Regions from separate parts of the Homo sapiens genome. Here region 2 is linked to region 1. Evidence: chromatin contacts called from ENCODE POLR2A ChIA-PET data. All regions are on one chromosome and are shown on one strand. The core of a region is the stretch at or near the end of the contact, and the rest is flanking DNA. Distances in the headings are between cores, read along the strand shown. Region 1 overlaps PRDM2 (PR/SET domain 2). Region 2 holds the start of CDC42 (cell division cycle 42).

Region 1 (4,927 bases), core at 534-3,033:
TAAAGCCAGAATTCAAATATTTTATTCAACAAATATTTATTGAGCAGCTACTACATGCCAGGCTCCATTCTATTAATAGATGCTGGGAACGCAGCAGTGAAGAAATCAAAGTTCCTGCCTGGGTAGAACTCTCATCTAAGAAGGGGGAGACATAGAGTAAACAAACATAATGAGTCCATAACAGAATGTACAGAAGGCTTAAGGGTCTTGAACAGTAAAGCACAGCAAGTAGAGGGATGAGGGACCAGGCAGTGTGACAGATCGATGGTCAGGAAAGGCTTCTTGGAGGAGGTGCCAGCTGATCAGCCTTCCAGGTCCAGAGCCAATGCCCGTACCTACATTCCGCTGCCTGTCATGAAAACAGTAGAACCTCAACCCCGGCTAGTGCTGGCCTGCACCTCACCATCTCTTCTGTGGAATGCAAGTGGCCTTCAGGAAATTCTGAACTTGGAATTTCCATTTCTATGTAATCATGGCAGACCAGGCTGAACTGAAGCTCTGTCTCAACTTGCATTGCTCCCATGAGGGGCCCTGGTCTCAGACTGAGAAAGGCTCCAGGGATCCCAGGAGAATCAATGTCTGGAGCTCCCCAGGTACCAAGCTTGTCCGACCTGCAGCCCACAAGCTGCATGCAGCCCAACACAAATTCATAGACTTTCTTAAAACACTAACTTTTTTTTTTGCGATATCTTTCTTTTGTTTTAGCTCATCAGCTTTCATGTTACTATATTTTATGTGTGACCTAAGACAGTTCTTCCAACGTGGGCCAGGGAAGCCAAAAGATTGGACATCCCTGCTCTATGCTCTCCATGAGCCGGGACTCAATTGCTCCGCACTTACCTAGATAGAAAAGAATACATCATTCTAGAAGCCTTTAGGAGTGTTTTAAAAATTCTGACAAAGCTCTAGCCTCACCAAAGGATAGAACCACCCACTCATGAAATTAATAGAAACTTATGTTTCTCAGTTCCCACAAAGGGCTTTTTTCTCTTTCAGGGCTTTTGAAAAGTGAGTCGTTTCTGCAACAGCCTCGTCCCCAAGTTCTTTAGTGATCACCATCATCCAAGTTCCCCACATGCTGCCCCTTTCCACCCGGGGCCGGCTACTAAGACCTGGCAATTTCCTTAGCGGTGCCTCCCTAGGTCTGTTTTTGTGAGGACTTGAGCACCTGACGCGGATTAAGCGTCCACTGTCATCACCAGCGCCACCACAGCCATCAGCCATTGGATCCTCACTGGGAACACATGCTGCCTTCTGTAACGCGCACGGCATGTGGCAGGTGGGGGGCACAGAGCTCCCCTACAGGCCAGGAAGCTGGTCACTCTGTGGGCAGCATGCCCTGCCACTCAGTAACTAACAGCACCCAGGTAAGGAACACCTAGATGGGAAGGCATTCAATGCCCATGTTCTTCCCATGATCCTACACACACTCTCTGCAGTAAAACTGCTCTCTGGCCATCAGCATCTCATTTGGGGGACACAACAGTTATGTACATGCAAGTCTCTCTAAAACCCAAGGGCACAGTGATTAGGTGGTTTCAAATTGTAGTTGAGCTTGGCTCTGGAACCAGATGGCTGGGTTTGGGGTCTCCACTTGTAGCCATGGGACATAATTCAAGTGATGTTGCCTCTCTCCGACTCGGTTAATCTATCTGTAAATGAGAATACCATCTCCGTCAGATGTGGGAGAGCTCAAAATGTAAAGCACTCAGAAAGGTGCCCCACGCGCTGGAAAGGCCAGTGACACTCCAGGCGCATCCTCAACTCCCTCCATGGTGGTTAGCTACACCCCGAGGGTCCTCTAAGAGTCCCAGGACAAAGTCCTTCAGATCTACAGCCTGACACTTTGATGATTCAGATTGGCTGTTGAAAGATGTTTTCTGAATGGCTGGCTGACTGAATCACAACAGGAGAATGTGCCTGAATTCACAAGTCCAATAATAGCCTGGAAATAGAAGCCATCTGAAAATGTTCTAAACTCTAGCTGGGTTGGCAAGGATTGGATGCGATTATAAAAAGCAAGTGAGAAGAGAATGTTACCGCAAGGAAAATTGAATCCATGAGTTTTAAATAACTTCATTCCAATAAAAAAAATTAAAGTATATTTTGGGCCAATGATTAAATGCTACGACAAATTCAACTGCTGTACACTGAAATTGTTTTTAAGTTAAAAAATTAAAATACCCATAACTGTCTCCTAAGGCCTAAATGCCCTTTTGTTAACTTACCTGTGCCACAAATTCCAGGTTTTTTAAAGTGAGTCCTATTTTAAATGTACATTTAGATTTAATGCTAAGACTCAGTAGATGTAGGATTCCAGATTGTATCATAGGCTCCTGTTTAAACATGAATAAGGAAATATTCTTAGCTTAAATATGTTCTGAATCAGAACACAAACCTGGGCTTTAAAATTCACCTGTAGCTTTCTGTGGTTGCTGAAATGACACTCCAGTTCTTTCTCCCCTCACTGAGTAACTCAGGTGGCACCTATGAAAGGGTGTTCAGAAACATGGCTTGTTCTGTTGACTTCCTGCCATGGTTTATTAGCTGGACATGGGAAGGCACATTTAGGCACCAGTCTTCCGTAAAATGTTTATGGTCTCCAGAATGTCCACCTGAATTTCTATTTTAAAAAAGAGTTGAAAAGAAATCCAGCTGACATAAGGAAGGCAGAAATGCAGGCATGTGCAAATCCTATTACCCGCAACAGGTCGACAAGTTTATTTTAATAAAAGTATTTCTGGGTACCTTTTAATGACTCACAATTAAATGCAATTTTTGCAACTGCAAGTAATTTAATGTAGAGTGATGATGGTTTCCTCAATTCTTAATCTAGAAAACTAAATGAAACCTACACACCCCCTCCAGGTTCTAATCCTATACTTTAAAAATAAGGTATCGGCAGAACGTAAATACCTGTTTGTTTTGCATGTAACAAACACACTATTTGCTGAAGTCGGGAGGCAGCCTAGACCAACTTTCTTTTTGGGTTAATGCCCAGCAGCTCAAGGTTCTCCGCCGGTATCTGAGGAGATGCTTGAGGATCCCAGGGCCTTTAGAATCATCTCCAAAATCAAAGGGTATTACTATAATGAGCTTGGCTTCTGTTAAACAGTCACGTTGCCGTTGATGAACCACATGGCTCTATAAAAGCCAGCTTGATTGACCTGAACTAATTGGTCTGTGATGGGGGTAGAAGTTTATTCCACAGTGAGAGGGAAACTAAAAGCAAATGGGTCCAGGAGCAACTCCTGACTAATAAAGGCTCGCTGCACCAGGAAGATTTCCTTACCCACAAATGACTGTTCCACTTGTTCACTAATGCTTGGAAAAGCTTTTATGGAGAAGGTACTGCGTCCTGTTTTCTATATTTAGAAGAAATAAAATCCCTTAAAAAAAAAAAACCCTACCTATAAAAACGATGGACTGCACAGTGTAGCTTGGAGTTCAAATCCCAACTTGCCACCTTAGAGTTGTGTGCCCTTGGAACAAAATCACTTTCCCCAAATCTGTTTCTCCATCGGTAAATGACACCAACCTCAGGCTGTCATTGCCAAGACTTGTAGATGCTCAGCAGAGTACCCAGCAAACAGCAGGCATTGGAAAGCCAGACTGAATCCACCCTAAAGCTTCTCAGATCATTTCCACCACCACTCAGAGGAAGCGGCACAAGGGCAGAAGGGGGGGAGGGAGGAAGTGACATGACCCTGTGTAGGTGGCAGCAAGGATCGGGCCTAGGGGCCTGGGACTGCAGCACAGAGATCCATGGCACCAAGGAGCAGTTTCGCACTTTTTTCCCTACATGCCACCCACTCAAACCTCAAACCGTATTCAACTTCTATTTTGACATTAGATGTTCTGTCTAAAATCTTAACGGTCACGTCATCATTCCCACCAATCTGGACCTTTATTTTTCTTATCCCATAATACTGTGTATTCAAGGTTCTGCTTGTGAGGCAAACCCTTCAGGAAAGGTCAAGCCACCAGAAGGGCAAGGCCCAAGGGGGCTTGGGCCTTGGAATCAACATAAGCCAGAGAGAAACTACACATTAGGCCCGTGGTTCCTTCACCCTCAAGGCCCACCACCTCCTCTTTCCACCAAGTGGACACGGCTCAGGATTGGCTTCAGAATAACCCTGATGCCCCAACGCCAGATGCACGGCCCCGCCAGCCTTAGAAAGAACGGGAAAACAATAGTGCCCACTTTGCAGGATAATTATAAGGATGCCATGCAGCACTGCGAGGCCTAAAGCACACACAATCCTCTAGCAATTGAGAGCTACACTCATCTGTTATTCTTCCCATATTAAATTCAGAAATTCTCCTGTGCCCTGAATTTACCTGGGGTCTTTAAAGTACATATTACCCAGGCAGGTCCCAGCCCTAAATGGACTCATTGTAGGGCCTTGGAACTAGTGGTTTTGACAAGCTCCCCAGGTGAAGTGTGGAACCCACGGTGTTGAAGGGCAGGGCTTGTGGCTCCCCGTTTTGTTAAGTCTAGCAGAATGGCCCATCCACACCTGCAAGGCCCTCGAACATACGCTCAACAGCAGTGCTTCACCAGAACCTTCACTGAGGCTGCCTGAAGCGGCAGCTGCAGGAGTGGTGCCATCAGGCAGGAAAGAGGCCATGAGAGCTGGGCCTGTAAAGGCTGACGGGGAACGATAAACCATTTTCTGTAACTATCAGCCTGGTCTTTGAAACACTTTAAATGTGGCCTTTATATCCTAGTCAACCCTTTTCTCATCCGCCTGTGCTCTAATCCACTTTCAAGGTAAATTGCCCTTTATGATTTTTTTTATGGATTCAAGTCAATATATTCAAAGCGAGGTTCAATATCAAATCAAAACCCACATGAATAAAATATCAAATGCATTAAGTGAGCTATAATTTTAGTAGAGTCATTTTAAGCTAAGTATTAAAAGCC
Region 2 (5,202 bases), core at 1,817-4,316, 8.3 Mb before region 1:
AGCTCATGCCTATATCCCAGCACTTTCAGAGGCCAACAGGAGCAAATAGCTTGAGTTCAGGCATTCCAGATCAGCCTGGACAACATGAGGAAACCCGATCTCTACAAAAGATACCAAAATTAGCCGGGTCTGGTTGCATGCACCGTAGTCCCAGCTACTGCAGAGGCTGAGGTGGAAGGATCAGTTGAGCCTGGGAGGCCGAGGCTGCAGTGAGCTGTGATCACACCACTGCACTCTAGCCTGGGCGACAGAGTAAGACCCTGTCTCCAAAAAAAAAAAAAAAATCACCAATTTTTTTTTTAACTCCCTATACTACTCTAGGCTATAACATCTGCCTTAGATTCCCAAAAAATTAAGTTTAATACGGACAGGTATTGGTTGTAACATGAAAACATTTTAAGAGTATAAACAGAGGATGTGATACCTTTCTGGTCTTGAAGAAATTACTGAAAACGAGCTCATTCAATACTTAGTTGATTACCAAACTCTTATCTCCATCTCAGTATAAAAACTATAAATTCAGGCCGGGCACGGTGGCTCACGCCTGTAATCTCAGCACTTTGCGGGGACGAGGCGGGCGGATCACGAGGTCAGGAGATCAAGACTATCCTGGCTAACACCGTGAAACCCCGTCTCTACTAAAAATACAAAAAATTAGCCGGGCGTGGTGGCGGGCGCCTGTAGTCCCAGCTGTTCGGGAGGCTGAGGCAGGAGAATGGTGTGAACCTGGGAGGCGGAGCTTGCAGTGAGCTGAGATTGCGCCACTGCACTCCAGCCTGGGAGACAGAGCGAGACTCCTTCTCAAAAAAAAAAAAAAAAAAAAAAAAAAAAAAAAAAAAAAAAAAAAAAAAAATATATATATATATATATATATATATATATACATAAATTCAAACTACTGTTACTTTCTAAAAGGAAAGATACAAATTGATATTATTTAAAATTATTAAAAATAGAAAGCTCAAGAAAATAAGGCAGATGTGTTCCAATTTTATATGCCTAAAATATTACATCAAGGCTAACAAATGTATTTCAGAAGATTCAAGTTCCACACCTATCCAATGGTCTGTAATGCCTACACACTACAGAAAGCTGCCTTGAACCTACACTCCTTTTAAGTGTTTACCAATCTGTTCTCTATAGAAATGAGAAACAGTGGGAAAGCACTTGTTTCGACATGAATTATCTTTACAACAATGCATTACACAATTGGATCTCATTTGCTTTACAGAGTCAACATTTTTGTGTGATACTATTGCAGTCGCGGAAGGATACAAAATTTAGAATGTAAACACCCTAGGGAACAAAAATTGTGATCTCTGCTTGACCCCAGGAGTCCGAGACCAGCCTGGGCAACATGGCGAAACCCTGTCTGTACAAAAAATACAAAAATTAGCGGGGCATGGTGGTACATGCCTGCAGTACCAGCTACTCGGGAGGCTGAGGTGGGAGGCTCACTTGACCCCGGGAGGCGGAGGCTGCGGTGGGCCAAGATCGCGCCACTGCACTGCAGCCTGGGAGTGCAATATCCATTATATTTAGTAACGTCTTTGAGACCCTGTCTCAAAAAAAATAAAAATTGTGATCTCAAAATTATGAAAATATTAAGTTTTTTGCTTAAAGATCGAAGTCTCGTTTTTAATAACAAAACTAAAATGTCTAGCATAGATCAGGCATAAACTGATCCTCTTTTCAACACAACTTCACCACAAAAAGTGCACTTGAATCAACCTAGGGAGATTCCCAGCATGCAGTAAGTCATAAAGGAGAATAAACAGTCTGGGAAAGTCATTTTGGACCGAAAAGTGTTCCCACAAATAAACCCACCTCATTCTAGTATAGTCAAAGGGACCTCTATTTAAAGTTAATGCCACGCAAGGGGCCGTGGACGGTGTTGTCTTACACTTTATTCCCTGACACAAACTAATCCTGGGATTTTAAACCTTCCTAGCTTTTAGGTGCACTGAAGGCGGTCATGAACACAAGTAACAAGCTTTCAAAACATCATCTGTGAATACGACGTGTTGGGAAGCAGGCAGGATAAGCCACTGGGTGACCGACTAAGGCTGCAAAATGCTGTTTGAATTTAAGTCCCTGACTTGTAGGAGTTAAGTCTCACTCCTTATACCGCGATGACGTAATCTTCCACACTACATTTATCTTGGACTTAAAGGGGAGGAAAAACAAACGAACAAAGAAAATTCCCCCCCGATAAGAGGAATTAACCAAGCAGCAGAACGACGGCTTCGGGAGGTAGTTAGGTAACTCCCCGAAAGGGAAGCTTCAGCTAAACCGGCAGGGAGCGGGCTGGAGGAGCGGATGGAAATGCTAGGAACTCGACCTCCGAAAGGAAGAGCAGCCTGGAGGCCGTGGCTCGGGGCCACCCCGCCCAGAGGACGCGGCCGGCGCGGAGGGGAGCTCGGACAGGCACCGCCGCGAGCAGCCAGCGAGCTGCCCTCCTGCCACCGCCCCGCCGCGGCCGCAACGCCACTCCCCTCCCCCGCCCCCCCACCCCCGCCGCAAAATGTCCGCGGCGGCGCCCGGCGAAGCAGGAAGTCCAGGCCGGAGCGCAGGGCACGGAACGCAGCCTGCCAGCACGGAAGACCGGCGCCCGGCCCGGCCCAAGCGCCCGCGAGTCGCTCTGAGGCCCCCGGCCGCCCTTAGGAGCCCGCCGGGCCGGGCTGGGGGGAGGGGAGCCCGGGCGCCCAGGATGGGTGTGACCCCCTTCCTTCCGCCGCTGCCGGTGACAGCCCGGTCCCGCTCGCGCCCCGAGCCCCGGCCGCGCGCCCCTCCTCAGACGGGCGCCCCCTGCCTCCCCGGCCGCGACCCCCGCCCCGGCTCCCCCACAGAACGCGGACCCGCGCCCGCCCGGAGGACGCAGCGCGAGCCGGGCACTCCCCCACAACCCGTGCTCCCGGGCCCCCCACGATCCCGCAGACGGGGTGTCCCCGAGGACTGGGAGAGGACGGAGACGGCGGGGATGGGAAGGTAGGGTGGCAGCTCCCGCGGGGAACCTCGGGCCCCGCACTCACCTCAGCTTCTCCACCGGGGCGTTGGCAGCACTGCGCGGGGTCTCCTCGGCTGCCGGACAGGGGCACGCACCTGACGTCAGCGCGCAGGAGACGCACAGTTGGGTGCCCGCGGAAGTGGGAGGAACAGGGAAGGGGAAGAGGCTGGGGCGGGTCAAGGCGGTGCCTGGACTGCCCTGGCTCCGCCCGCCTGTCGCGCACGCGCGGGCCGGCGCAGCTCGTGAGTTCGGGGCTATGCTCTGCATGTTTTCCTAATGGTTGTATTTGTAATAATACTGTGAACGATAGTATGCAAAGCGCTTCCTCTACCAGTTCTTTTTTGTTTGTTTTTTCTGAGACAGTCTTGATCTGTTGCCCAGACTGGAGTGCAGCGCGCGATCTCAGCTCACTGCAACCTCCACCCCTTGGGTTCAAGCGATCCTCCTGCCTCTGCCTCCCGAGTAGCTGGGATCACTGGCACCTGCCACCACGCCAGGCTAATGTTTGTATTTTTAGCAGACACGGGGTTTCACCATTTTGCCCAGGCTGGTCTCGAACCCGTGACCTCAAGTAAGTGATCCACCTGCCTCGACCTCCCAAAGTGCTGGGATTACGGGCGTGAACCACCGCGCCCGGCCCACTACCAGTTCTTTTGATCCTTGCAAGCTTGTGAAGCAAGGTATTGTCCCATTTTGCAGAGAAGACGGAAGCTTCTCTGAAAGGGCTGGTGACTTGCCCCAGATCACAGGGGTGGATGGTCTCTCACTCCCCGGGCCTGTATTCAGTCCGCCGTGATGTGAGAACTGAGTATCACTCTTCTTATCTCTACCTACACCCAGTGTCCCTCGCTGTAGCCACATGGGTCTTTTTTAGAGTTACAACCTTCCCCCAACCACAGGCCTTGTGTTTTTGTTGTTGTTGTTGTTGTTGTTGTTGTTGTTTTTTCTTTGAGACGTTCTTGCTCTGTCACCCAGGCAGGAGTGCAGTGGCACGATCTCAGCTCACTGCAATCTCGACGTCCCGGCGATTCTCCCACCTCAGCCTCCCAAGTAGCTGGGACCACAGGCGCATGCCACCATGCCTGGCTAATTTTTGTATTTTTTTGTAGACACAGGGTTTTGCTGGATTGCCCAGGCTGGTCTCGAACTCCTGGACACAAGCTATCAGCCTGCCTCAGCCTCCCAAACTGCTGGGATTACAAGGTGTGAGACATTACGTCTGGCCAAGGCCTTGAATTTCTTTGCTCTGCCTCCCTCCTCTTCCCCCAAATTTATATCACTGCATTCTTCAATCATCCTATCTTCGCAGTATCTATTATTTGTCTTCTCTGCTAGTATGAAAGCTTCAGGAAAATAGAGAACTTCCCTCTCTTATTCTTAGATGTTTCCCCATGTTAGAGAAAAATCGCTTAAATTGCTTATCCTAGGCCGGGCACGGTGGCTCATGCCTGTAATCGCAGCACTTTGGGAGGCCAAGGCGGGCGGATCACGAGGTCAGGAGATCGAGACCATCCTGGCTAACACGGTGAAACCCCGCCTCTACTAAAAATACAAAAAAATTAGCCGGGCGTGGTGGCGAGCTCCTGTAGTCATAGCTACTCGAGAGGCTGAGGCAGGAGAATGGCGTGAACCCGGGAGGCGGAGCTTGCAGTGAGCCAAGATCGCGCCACTGCACTCCAGCCTGGGCAACAGAGCGAGACTCTGTCTCAAAAAAAATAAAAAAAAATTGCTTATCTTAATAACAGCTCATTTATTGTCTACTGCCACAGCTATTTGGCCAACAAAGACACTTAATTCCAGTATATTGACTTATAGTCATATTTTCTTTTGGATTTTTTTTTTTTTTTTGAGACGGAGTCTCGCTCTGTCACCCAGGCTGGAATGCAGTGGTTCGATCTCGGCTCACTGCAATCTCCGCCTCCCGGGTTCAAGCAATTCTCCTGCCTCAGCCTCCCAAGTGGCTGAGACTACAGGTGCCCACCACCATGCCCAGCTAATTTTTGTATTTTTAGTAGAGACGGGGTTTCACCATATTGGCCAAGCTGGTCTTGAACTCATGACTTTGTGATCCACCTGCCTTGGCCTCCCAAAGGGCTGCGATTACAGGTGTAAGCCACCGCACCCAGCCCTCTTTTGGATTTTTTAATTACCCAAAAATAAGAACTACATTTTTTAGTGTTTACTGCAGGTATGGC

What was found. ChIA-PET counts read pairs that join two places held with the same protein, here RNA polymerase II (POLR2A).
Region 2: POLR2A ChIA-PET joins it to region 1 with 10 read pairs in AG04450. The contact joins the promoter of CDC42 here to the enhancer-like site in region 1. POLR2A ChIA-PET finds 5 or more read pairs at or near these places in 2 of 52 experiments (A673 and AG04450).

What each region holds. Positions count from the first base shown.
Region 1 is chr1:13,789,592-13,794,518 of GRCh38, reverse strand. The region is part of intron 8 of PRDM2 (PR/SET domain 2); the gene reads right to left. Among named protein-coding and RNA genes, the nearest start is that of PRDM2, 92 kb to the right of the region's middle. RefSeq lists an enhancer at 1,238-1,738. Within about 2 kb of position 1,783, at least 3 of the 41 ENCODE cell types and tissues checked have a DNase peak (open chromatin) inside an H3K27ac peak, as active enhancers do.
Region 2 is chr1:22,050,573-22,055,774 of GRCh38, reverse strand. It overlaps CDC42 (cell division cycle 42), which reads right to left and starts at 3,066. Exons shown (of 6, transcript NM_001791.4): 1 at 3,033-3,066. RefSeq lists enhancers at 1,509-2,077, 2,078-2,645 and silencers at 2,358-2,537, 2,548-2,767, 2,828-2,977.